Linked DNA regions of Mus musculus: regions 2 and 3 are each linked to region 1. A link is a loop called in an ENCODE intact Hi-C map of the cell type or tissue named here. Cell type or tissue: left cerebral cortex. All regions are shown on one strand. Region 1 holds the start of Rpl7 (ribosomal protein L7). Region 2 overlaps Sbspon (somatomedin B and thrombospondin, type 1 domain containing). Region 3 overlaps Stau2 (staufen double-stranded RNA binding protein 2).

Region 1 (4,000 bases):
ACCACACCAGCATTATTGACCAGGACCGAGACCTCGCCAACCTCCTTGCGGACCCTTTCAGCTGTCAGGTAGACATTCTCTCTCTTCCCCACGTCACAAGTGTAGGTAAAAACCTGTAAGTTACACGGGGGCAGGATTTCCTCCTCACCTTTTCCAGCTGTCCTCAGAAGTCCGGATGAGGGGAGAATGAAAGAAAGAAGGGTTGCAGAAAGTGAGCCACAAGGCAGTCAGTAGGAGAGAAATCATACAAAGCAAAATACTACAGTGAGCTTCAAATTTCTAACACTGTAATGCCTGCCAATAATTCAGCTTACAGCTGCCTTCCTCCCCTGAAAGTCTTTGGGAATTACAGCAATTTACTGGACAACCTTGCTTAGGGGAAAGTCATGTAATTGTGGCAAGTCCAATACAAGTAGACCACATGGGATCAACTTGCTGGAGCTAGACACCTGCAAAGAACTGATCTCAGCCCAGAGAATAACACACATTGCAGATGGGGGTGGGGAGGAAGCTGGTGGCCAGAGAGAGCTCTGCTCTCAAAACAGAAATTCACTTTAAGGCTCACAAATCCAAACTGTAAGCAACAATCTAAACTCATTCAAAGCCAAGCAATGAATGAGCAGTTTCTAATGAAAGAATGCAAGTCACTGGTTTAATTTTAAACTGATTCCCCTAAGAATTAATCTCACAGATAAAGTTTAGAGGTTAATAATATGCAAGTGTACCACATTAGAGTCCAAACAGCATCGAAATCAAAATCTCTTCTCTAAAGCATTGCTTTTAAGATTGGGTAGGGAGCACAAATGCCCAAATTTGTTGCCTCTCCACACTAGCTTTGAAAATGTAACATTTTGAACCTTACATAAAACACACAGCTTCTGGTAAGTTTGGTAACAAATGACAGGTATATGGGAGAATGGAGCCCAAGTCAATTTAGCCACCAATTTTCCTAGAACAGTATCTATAGTGGGTCATGATCTCTACTTAGGCTTTAAAAAAGTTTCAGGCGCAAACTAATTGTTAAACACATAAGATGTAGATTGGGGTGCCTCCAAATCATGAGAGAAATTTTGCAAAAGGCGGGGGGGGGGCGGGGGGGGGCGAGAGAAAGCACTTTCTCAAGAGGAAGGGAAGCACTCATATTTACTCAGGGTTAGTAACTAAAGCACTTACTTAAGGCTGGGGAAACAATGTAATTATTTTCCAGGAGCTAAAGTTATAGTGAAAGGATCTATAGCGCCCAAGTCTAAGCAGCTCAGACCTCACAGAAACAGATAACTGTTTCAGTCCACTGTGGAAACAACTTCTCAAGACTCTCTATCTTCCCATCATGCCACATGCAAATCAGACTGAGAAATTACTTTTGGACCCAAACCTGCGGTAGCAAGTTCCCCCTGTCTTACACTACTCGCAGAGTTTAGGAAACCTCAGCTTGGGACCGAAGAAACAGGATCTCCTATGTTTTGCACGCTTTCAGTCTTCTAACACAGAAAACCTTGCTCTCTTATCAAGGGGCAAATTCCACTCGCCTTCCAGAAGACCAGCGGGGTGTTCCTTTCCGGGAGAGCGAGGCTGCCCATGACACTAGGCAGTGGAGACCCTCCGGGCTGGGGAGATGTTTGACTCAACAATACACAGGCATTACCTTGCAGAGCAGCAGCGTCGGCCGCCTCCAGGTCCCGGTAGATGTGGCGAACCATGCCTGCGGTCTCCTCATTGCTCTGCGTGTTGATGTCCCAGAGAACCAGCAGCGCCCGGCGCCGGGCGAACTCGAGAGCAAAGAGGCGGCCCAGGCCGCTGCCCGCGCCCGTGATGAGGCACACCTGGCCGGCCACGCTCTTCTCCTTGGGCCGCACCAGCCAGCGCGCCGCGGCCAGCACGAACGCCCACAGCACTTTGAAAGTGACCACGAAGAACTCCACTACGATGTTCATCGCGACGCCCCGGGTCCCGCAGCAGCCCAGCACCGTGTCCTCACTCTCCCTGCGCCAGACAGCCCAGCTCCTGGCCCCGGAGGCGCTTGTCACCGCGATCCGGACGCGAAGGCTGCGCCCGGAGTCCGCCCCCGAGGTGCTGCGGGGCTGAATTGCGCGGGGCCAGTTCCGCCCGGGCTCGGCGCAGTGGCCACGGGCTGTGCCTGCCGCTGCTCCCGGCTCGGCGCCTCCTGCTGGCGGCCGCCTGTTTGTCCCACAGCGTCCGTCCGTCCGTCCAGTCCCGCTGCAGCGGCGGTGACAGCCGCGAGTTAGGCGACGCGCGCTGCCCTCATGGCCAAGCCGCCGCCGCCCGAACGTCCCCGGCGCTGCTGCAGCGGCTCCCCGTCTTCCTAGGACAGGGGTGCGCCGAGCGGATGCGTCGGGACGCGGGAGTTGTCAACTTGACTCAAGTTGCGGGAGGGTGCGGGCAGCGCCGGGAAGGGCCGACTTGCGGGGCGCACGCGAGGGCTGCCAACCGCTCGAGCTGCCAGCGCGACTCGGGTCCCCTGCCCTGCACTCGCGCCGCTGTCACTCGGGCACGGGGCCCCGCAGCGTCTGAGCGTTCCCAGCCGGCTCTGAGGTAGCTCCACACTCCGCGCTATATAACCCACCGCCGGGAAGCGCCGGCCGCTGCAGTGGCATCGGCCCTCCCTCAGCTCGGCCCTCCCCGCCCCCGGTCGCACCCCGCCCCCGGCCCAGCCTCCCCTCCCCGCTCGCCCTCCCGCCGGCCGCCCCACCGCGCGGGGCAGCCCCTCTTCCACGACCGCGGCCGAAGGCTCCCGCCCTCGTCGTGCCACTCTTCGCGGCTCACGCCCCCTGCTGAGGGTCGCCGTGGCTTGCGCCTGCCGGGTCCCGCAGCAGCGAACCCCCCCATCCTCCTCGGACCTTCGGGTCATCACTCTTCCCGGTCTCGCTGCTTTCGCCAACCGAGGGACTGTGGACCTGGCGGCCGATGATCAGGCGCTGCGGAAGACAGCCCGGCAGTCGGGCGGAAAAAGGACCTCGGCAGCGCAGCCGAGGTGGGGGAGCAGGGCTGCGTGGCCACGGGCCGCAGAGAGCCGGAGGAGGTGACAGACAGTGATTTCATAGCTCAGCTAGCCGCTGAGGACGTGAAGCCTCATACTCTAGTGAGCCTAATGGGAATCACCGCCGCGAAGGCTGCCCAGAGTGTCGGTCAACGTCGCCCTCCAGCCCCGCGGGTTATGCAGCGACGCATGCTGGGACTTGTAGTTCACATCCCTGAACATGCCTTTTGGGTCCAACGAATTCCGCAGAGCCTGACCCTAGGGTTGTCAACGCAACCTGGAGAAATTAAGCCCAGAGCTGACGAGGTGTCCCCACTCTATTCATTAAAAAAAAAAAAAAAAAAAAAAAAAATGTATTCAGTGCATTTGTTTTCCGATGAGTTTTACCATAAAGTTGGCTGGCCGTGACTAAGCCAAGCTGTTCATTTTGCGCCAGCAAAGTGCAAAAATCTCAATTCTAGATTATTTTCCGGCTTATCTCAGGACAGCTATAAGGCGTGGGGCTTCGCGCCCTGAGACCTTTAAGGAGACAGTGCGCATGCGCCACCTTTCTCTCTTCTTTTCCGGCTGGAACCATGGAGGCTGTTCCGTAAGTCGATTCTTCTCTCCCCCAGAATCCTTCTCCATCCCCCAAACTAGAGGCATTTTGTCTCACTTTTCCTGTATCTGAGTGTAGCCTGGAACCACTGCCTGCCTGTCTGGGTGTTTGTGACGCCGTGTGGTACTAGGAGGGAGTGCGGGGGGCCTCCGCGCGGAGGCCTTGGCAGTACCAGGAGCAAACTGAGGGCAGACTGCGGATCCGGCTACTTGGGCGGAGGTCCGTTCTTCGGTAGAATGTATTCCGCGGAATCATGGAACGAGATCCTTTGTAGCTAAAGTTATCTTAGCCGGCTGCTTACCGGCAGCCTCCTGCATATGGAGCTTGAGACTTGATCGAGGATCAGTGAGTCCTGGAACCCAAAAAGTGTGCAGTACAGTTTTTTCAGTGTGACTTGACAACTT
Region 2 (4,000 bases), 230 kb after region 1:
AGTCAGGGGTGTTAGGCTCAGGCAAGATGATTCAGACTTGAAAACAAGCCTGGGCCACAAATCAAGACTCTTTCCCGAAACAAAGAAAGAAACAAATAACAACAACAATAAACATTATAACACAGATGATCAGCACAGAAACTAAACAAGAATATGGGGACTCCTGCAGGCCAGATTGGTCTTGAACCTCTGATTCTCATACATCTATCTCCTGAGTGATAGGATCATACACACACACATACACACAGACACACACACACACACACAGATGTGTGTGTGTATACATATACATATATATGTGTGTGTGTATGTATATGTGTGTTATATGTTGTCTTAGTCAGGGTTTCTATTCCTGCACAAACATCATGACCAAGAAGCAAATTGGGGAGGAAAGGGTTTATCGACTTACACTTCCATGCTGCTGTTCATCACCAAAGGAAGTCAGGACTGGAACTCAAGCAGGTCAAGGAGCAGGAGCTGATGCAGAGGCCATGGAGGGATGTTCTTTACTGGCTTGCTTCCCCTGGCTTGCTCAGCCTGCTCTCTTATAGAACCCAAGACTACCAGCCCAGAGATGGTCCCACCCACAAGGGGCCTTTCCCCCTTGATCACTAATTGAGAAAATGCCTTACAGTTGGATCTCATGGAGGCATTTCCTCAACTGAAGCTCCTTTCTCTGTGATAACTCCAGCTGTGTCAAGTTGACACAAAACTAGCCAGTACATATGTGTATGTTATATATGTATGTTTTATATGTATATATATATAAATGCATGTTGTTGTTGCTGTTGCTTTCCAGTGTTAGAGATAGACTCAGGGCTACATGCTAAAGAATGCTCTACTAACTGAGCTACATTCTCAACCCCTGGACAGTAAAGTCTAAAGACCAGATGGTAAAAGCCAGACATGGTACATGTGCGTATAATGCCAGTGTTGATAAGCAGGAGTCAAGTTGTTCTCTAGAGATCAGAGGCCACAGTGACCAACCAGCCTCTCTAGAGATCCCATCTCATAAAACAAGGCACACAGCTGCCCAGGATTGACATCTCAAGTTGTTCCTGACCCCCTTGTGCCTGACACACATACACATCTGGTCCTGGCTTCGTCTTTGAAAATTGCATATACCTTCCCATTTGGAAAGGTCATTGCTTTCTGGGCTCACACAGCTGCCTTTTCTTGTAGCCACTGCCCTCGTCACTGGTGCTGCCGCTACAGCCAGAACTGAAGCCAAGAAAAGGGCCGAGGAGTCGGATAAAGGATTTGGTCTCTGACTAATCCTCCCCAAACACCCTACTCTGCTGCATTTGTCTGGAAACATGTAAATAAAAGGTTACTCCTCTTAAAAACAGAAAGAAAGAAAGAAAGAAAGAGAGAGAGAGAGAGAGAGAGAGAGAGAGAGAGAGAGAGAGAGAGAGAGAGAGAAGGAAGGAAGGAAGGAAGGAAGGAAGGAAGGAAGGGAGGGAGGGAGGAAGGGAAGGAAGGAAGGAAGAATGAGAGGAAGAAAGAAAGAGAGGGAAAAAGAGGAAGAGAAATAAAGAAAAAACAAAACAAAACAAAAGAAAATCTGAAAGAGAATTAAGGCCTGCCATCTTGTGGCAGTCAGGTGCCAGGAAAAATCAACATGTAGTTTGAAGCTTTTTTTTTTTCTTTTTTCTTTTTAAACTAGCCCCCTCACACCAGTTTGCTCATGTTAATGATTTTAGCATTTCATAACCCAGCCTTAGCCACTATCTGCCCTTATCTAGATTGCTCAGTTTCTTAAGCAAAAGGCAGGAGAGGCTATTGAGTTACTCATAGGCTCTGTCCATACAATCTGTAGACTCACCCAAGTTGGACTTGAAATATTTGAGGGAAAATTGTCTATACTGAACATATATAGCCATATGATGTGTGTGTGTGTGTGTGTGTGTGTGTGTGTGTGTGTGTGTGTGTGTGTGTGCATGCGCATGTGCGTGCACATACAGAGGTTAGAGGTTGGCGTTTTATGTCTTCCCAGTCTCTCTCTACCTTATCTTTTGAGACAGGCTTTCTCATTGAGCCTGGAGTTAGCTCACTGATTTAGCTGGACTCTCTCCCCAGCGCTAGGATTCTATAGTGACTGCTGCCATGCCTGGGTTAATGTGGTTGCTAAGGCATGGAGCCCAGGTCCAAACACTGTGCAGCAGTCATCATATTACCATCTGAGCCACCTTCCTGTCCAGACTCTTTCCCTTGATATTATTTCTATCCACGACTTCTTAACCTTTTCTGCTTGTGACACCCTTTCAACCTCCAAATTTTTATTTCACCCCAAGTGGATACAAATATATGATAGGTAAATAAATAAAATGCTTACTGATAATAAACCAAAATGAAATTTACTTTAAAACAGTTCTTTTTATATATAATTTTACCATTTATTAAAGATGAAAGCAGATATACATACTAACGAAGTAGATGTGCTTATTTATCTTCACATTAAAAATTAAGTACTGGCTGAATATTTGATATATAGGACACAAAAAGTCCTTGATATTTTTCAGAGTTGATTGATATTTTGATTTTATAACCTTTAATGTTGAGCACACTGCTTCACATAAAAATGCAGTACAAACAGCAGAAGTATGTTTAGGGCCATTTCAGAAATTGTCAGAAAATTTGTCCTAATCTGAAGTAAAAAAACACTCAATGACTTTTTCTTTTTAAAGGAAAGTCAAATCAGCTACCCAAACAACAATTTTTATTTATATTTTTATTGGATATTTTCATTATTTACATTTCAAATGTTTTCCCATTTCCAGGTCTCCCCTTTGGAAACTCCCTATTCCATCCCCCCTCCTCAGCCTCTATGAGGGTGCTCCTCTGCCCACCCACTCCCATCTTCTCGTCCTGGCATTCCTCTACACTGAGGCATTGACCACCCTCAAGCCCAAGGGCCTCTCCTCCCACCGATGTTCTTCAAGGCCATCCTCTGCCACATATGTGGCCAGCGCCGTGGGTTGCTCCGTGTGTATTCTTTGGTTGGGGGTCCAGTCCCCAGGGGTCTGGCCTGTTGACACTGTTGCTCCCTCCATGGGGCTGCAAATCCCTTCAGCTCCTTCAGTCCCATCTCCAACTCCTCCACTGGGGACCCCGAGCTCAGTCCAAAGGTTGGCTGCAAACCTCCACCTCTGTATTTGTCAGGCTCTGGCAGAACCTCTTAGGAGACATATGAGGCTTCCATCAACAAGCACTTCCTGGCATCCACAATCACGTCTGGGTTTAGTGGCTATATATGGGATGGATCCTCAGATGGGGCAGTCTCTGGATGGCCTTTCCTTCAGTCTTTCCTCCACACATTGCCTCTATATTTCTTCCTGTATTTTGTTTCCCCTTCTAATAAGCACTGAAGCATCCACATTTTGGTCTTCTTCTTAGGCTTCATATGGTCTGTAAATTGAACCTTGGATATTCCAAACTTTTGGGCTAATATCCACATATCAGTGAGTGCATACCGTGTTTGTTCCTTTGTGACTGAGTCACCTCATTCAGAATGATATTTTCTAGTTCCATCCATTTGCCTGTGAATTTCATGAATTCAATGTCTTTAATAGCCGGTAGTATTCCATTGTGTAAATGTACCACATTTTCTCTACCCGTTTCTTTGTTGAGGGACATCTGGGTTGTTTCCAGCTTCTGGCTATTATAAATATGGCTGCTATGAACATAGTGGAGCATGTGTCCTTATTACATGTTGGAGCATCTTCTGGGTTTATGGTATAGCTGGGTCCTCCGGTAGTACTATGCCCAATTTTCTGAGGAACTGCCAGACTGCTTTCCAGAGGTGTTGTACCAGCTTGCAATCCTACCAGCAATGAGTTCCTCTTTCTTCACATCCTTGCCAGCATCTGCTGTCACCTGAGTTTTTGAACTTAGACATTCTGCCTGGTGTGAGGTGGAATCTCAGAGTTGTTTTGATTTGCACTTCCCTGTGACTAAGGATGTTGACCATTTCTTTAGGTGTTTCTCAACCATTCGAGTT
Region 3 (4,000 bases), 330 kb before region 1:
CTCAAGCTGCAATGCCAGTTTCAGCTGGAAAGCCTCCTTAGAAAGGCAGCATTACTCAGTAATCTCTAAAAGGTATGATTTCATGTGTGACCTGAATTTGCTGATGACAGCTTAAGCTAGAATCTGCTCCGGAGATGTGGAGCACAAGATTGGAGGCAGCTTACTTCTTGGCAGATTCCAGATTAACTGGTAGCTGCTTAAACCAGGAACTGAGAGGCTAAGTCCAAGAAACATCACTTAGGGATACTTTTGAAAACTTATCTCATTTCCTACTTAAGGTAATATAAATAGTAATTAGCTGTTGTTTTCTTTGTTCTTTGCTGTTGGATTTTCTGCTTGAGCTCATATAGAGGCCTAAGCAGAATGTTATTTTCCTCTGTTCTGTTTTATAAGTGGAGAGGTTTATTCTTGTACAACTTGGTGATACAGGGGGGATTCTGAAGTACTTCTCTCCTGTTAACACCCAGGATGCTTGGTTGTAGCTGCATCTTGTGGTGTTTTTCTCTTTGTCTAAGGCCCTAGTTGATATTCCACAAATAGAAAGCACTTAATATCCAAATGACAAACTGTGAGTAGATGTGCTTAGCCTACATGCATGTGTGCATGTATCCTGGGATATTCGTATTTGTAGATAAAAAAATGTCGTATTGTGTCAGGAGACTGGACAGCTAAGGGAAGGTTGGAGAACAGCTTATGCATGTGTTAATTATCTATTACTGTGACAAAATAGTCAGCTGGGCACGGGGCTTTTGCCTGTAACCCTGGCATTTCCCCATTTGACAGGCTGAGACAGAAGGATAACATAAATTTGAGGCTAACTTGAGCAACAAAGTAAGAAGACCTTGTTGTAAAAACGGGAAGGGTAATCCTTTTTCCTTTAACTTTTTTAGACTGAGTCTTCTATGGAAGCTCATAGTGTAGCTGAGGTTAGCTTTGAATTCCCAATCCTCCTGCATTACCTCTTAAGTCCTCAAGTTACAGGTACATTCTGACACACAAGGCTTCAGGCTTCCAAGTATGGACGTGTACAACCCTGGTGATTGGACCTTACTGCCTCTGCACCTGTGGTGAGGTAGAACATCTTCCTGGGAGTCCATGGTAGAAGACGCCATTCACCTTCAGATGCTAGGTGCAAAGACAGAAAGATGGACAGTCTGATTTCAGACTCCTTTTATATTATCAAAGATGAATTTTTAGATTTCCTTTATTATTTTCTGTGTATGAGTGTTTTGTCTATAGGTATTTCTGTACACCACGTATATGCCTGGTGTCCAAGGAGGTCGAGAGAGGACAGGCATTAGATCCTCTGGGACTGGAGTTACAGATAGTTGTGACCCGCCATGGGGGAATTGGGAACAAATGCTCATAACCACGGAGACATCTCTCTAGCTCCTCAGTACCCCTTTCAGTGGCACACCTTCATATTGACTGGACTACTTCCACAGAGGCCCCACTTCCAAAAGGCATGTCTTCCACTAGCATAGCAGGCCGGGTACCATACCTTTAACTCACGGTCTTTATTCACAGTACATGTATTTCTGCATGTCATCTGTAAAAGGTTTTCTTTTCAAATTTGTGTGTGTGTGCGTGTGTATGAGGTGTGTTACAGTTATGCCATCATGTATGCATGGAGGTCAGAGGGCAGCGTACAGGAACCATTGCTCTCCTCTTCTGTGGGCTTGGGAAGCAGACTCAGGCTACCAGGCTTGATTGGCAGCAGCACCTTTGCTTGCTGCTCAATCTACCTGGCCCCATTCTGCCACCTCTTTATAAATAAATTATGTAGAAAAGAATAGAATGAGTTAAACTAGGCATCCTATTAATAGTTGATAAGTATTGTCTATTTACAAATGAAAAGTTATTATTGCTTGGCAGGAGGCTTTCAGCCCCTTGTCCTTCTGACACATATTTTGAAAGATCTTCCACTCAGATTATGCTATTTGAGAATGGGGTTTTGCCCCACATAACTGGGGCGTCTGTTAGGCAGACCCTAAGGCTAGCTGGATACAGCGCTTGACCTTCCTTGATTCCATCTTTTTCTTGCCCTTGTGGTTTTTCTTTGCCAGACTTTCTTTTCAAAGAAACCCACTCTTGTGCCTAATAAGTGACAGTAGTTTGTACAGTAGACTTGGAGTGGGGAAGGTGAAAGATACCGTTTTGATTTCAGCCACTAGGTGGTGCTTGTGTACTGCCAAAGTGTAGAGACTAGTGGGGTTTTTTGTTTTGTTTTGTTTTTACTTTTTATTATTATTTTTAAGACAATCCCTTTATATTTGAAGTCTACTTTTACAGTGATTATCTAGTTTAAAGGTAACTTTTTTAATTAGATATTTTCTTTATTTACATTTCAAATGCTATCCCAAAATTTCCCTATTCCCTCCCCCCACCCTGTTCCCCTACCCACCCACTCCCACTTCTTGGCCCTGGCGTTCCTCTGTACTGGGGCATATAAAGTTTGCAAGACCTAGGGGCCTCTCTTCCCAACGATGGCCAACTAGGCCATCTTCTGCTACATATGTAGGCTAGAGACACAAGCTCTAGGGATACTGATTAGTTCATATTGTTGTTTCACATATCCGGTTGCAGATCCCTTCAGCTCCTTGGGTACTTTCTCTAGCTCCTCCATTGGGGGCCCTGTGTTCCATCCTATAGATGACTGTGAGCATCCACTTCTGTATTTGCCAGGCACTGGCATAGCCTCATACGAGACAGCTATGTCAGGGTCCCTTCAGCAAAATCTTGCTGGCATATGCAATAGTGTCAATAGTAGCCTGGGCTGGCATTTGTATTCTCTTAGTGTCTGTATAACATCTGTCTAGGATCTTCTGGCTTTCATATTCTCTGGTGAGAAGTCTGGTATAATTCTAATAGGCCTGCCTTTATATGTTACTTGACCTTTTTCCCTTACTACTTTTAATATTCTATCTTTATTTAGTGCATTTGTTGTTCTGATTATTATGTGTCGGGAGGAATTTCTTTTCTGGTCCAGCTTATTTGGAGTTCTATAGGCTTCTTGTATGTTCATGGGCATCTCTTTCTTTAGGTTAGGGAAGTTTTCTTCTATAATTTTGTTGAAGATATTTGCTGGCCCTTTAAGTTGAAAATCTTCATTCTCATCTACTCCTATTATCCATAGGTTTGGTCTTCTCATTGTGTCCTGGATTTCCTGGATGTTTTGAGTTAGGATCTTTTTGCATTTTCTTTGATTGTTGTGCCCATGTTCTCTATGGAATCTTCTGCAGCTGAGATTCTCTCTTCCACCTCTTGTATTCTGTTGCTGATGCTTGCATCTATGGTTCCTGATTTCTTTCCTAGAGTTTCTATCTCCAGAGTTGTCTCCCTTTAGGTTTTCTTTATTGTTTCTATTTCCCTTTTTAGGTCTTGGATGGTTTTATTCAATTTCATCATCTGTTTGGTTATGTTTTCCTGTAATTCTTTAAGGACTTCTACCTCTTTAGCAGTATTCTCCTGTATTTCTTTAAGTGAGTTATTAATGCCCTTCTTAAAGTCCTCTACTAGCATCATGAGATATGATTTTAAATCTGAGTCTTGCTTTTCGGGTGTGTTCAGTTATCCAGGACTGGCTGAGGTGGGAGTGCTAGGTTCTGATGATGGTGAGTGGTCTTGGTTTCTCTTAGTAAGATTCTTACGTTTGCCTTTCACCATCTGGTAATCTCTGGTGTTAGTTGTTATAGATGTCTCTGGTTGGAGCTTGTTCCTCCTGTTATCCTGTTAGCCTCTGTCAGCAGTCCTGGGAGTCCAGCTCTCTCCTGAGTCTCAGTGGTCAGAGTACTCTCTGCAGGCAAGCTCTCCTCTTGCAGGGAAGGTACACAGAGGTCTGGCGTTCAGACCTGCCTCCTGGCTGAAGATGAAGGCCAGAAACAGGGCCTGTCCCAGATTTGTTGCCTCTGCAGTCTGCAAGCTCACCTGCATATACTGGTCTCCGAGGGACCCTGGACACAAGATGGCTCTCTCACCTGCTCTGGAGGTCAGAGCCCTC

The links. Peaks named below come from ENCODE experiments on the same cell type or tissue, not always from the same donor. Only the 100,000 strongest peaks of a DNase experiment are listed, where the experiment ranks them.
Region 2: it touches region 1 in a loop (4-fold over the local background); 7 of 42 quality-filtered maps call a loop at or near these places.
Region 3: it touches region 1 in a loop (6-fold over the local background); 32 of 42 quality-filtered maps call a loop at or near these places.

What each region holds. Positions count from the first base shown.
Region 1 is chr1:16,103,952-16,107,951 of GRCm38, reverse strand. It overlaps Rpl7 (ribosomal protein L7), which reads left to right and starts at 3,519. Exons shown (of 7, transcript NM_011291.5): 1 at 3,519-3,587. The coding sequence starts at 3,574. It overlaps Rdh10 (retinol dehydrogenase 10 (all-trans)), which reads right to left and starts at 2,070. Exons shown (of 6, transcript NM_133832.3): 1 at 1,646-2,070; 2 at 1-157. The coding sequence starts at 1,934. In left cerebral cortex, CTCF peaks have their summits at 2,165 (motif pointing left), 2,832 and 3,694; DNase peaks (open chromatin) are centred at 2,124, 2,501, 3,119, 3,507 and 1 more place; H3K4me3 peaks cover 3,173 bases; H3K27ac peaks cover 2,321 bases.
Region 2 is chr1:15,872,853-15,876,852 of GRCm38, reverse strand. The region is part of intron 2 of Sbspon (somatomedin B and thrombospondin, type 1 domain containing); the gene reads left to right. Among named protein-coding and RNA genes, the nearest start is that of Sbspon, 18 kb to the left of the region's middle. In left cerebral cortex, a CTCF peak has its summit at 1,606 (motif pointing left); no DNase peak of the experiment used is centred here.
Region 3 is chr1:16,431,760-16,435,759 of GRCm38, reverse strand. All of the region lies in intron 5 of Stau2 (staufen double-stranded RNA binding protein 2), which reads left to right. Among named protein-coding and RNA genes, the nearest start is that of Stau2, 86 kb to the left of the region's middle. In left cerebral cortex, a CTCF peak has its summit at 2,161 (motif pointing right); a DNase peak (open chromatin) is centred at 2,153.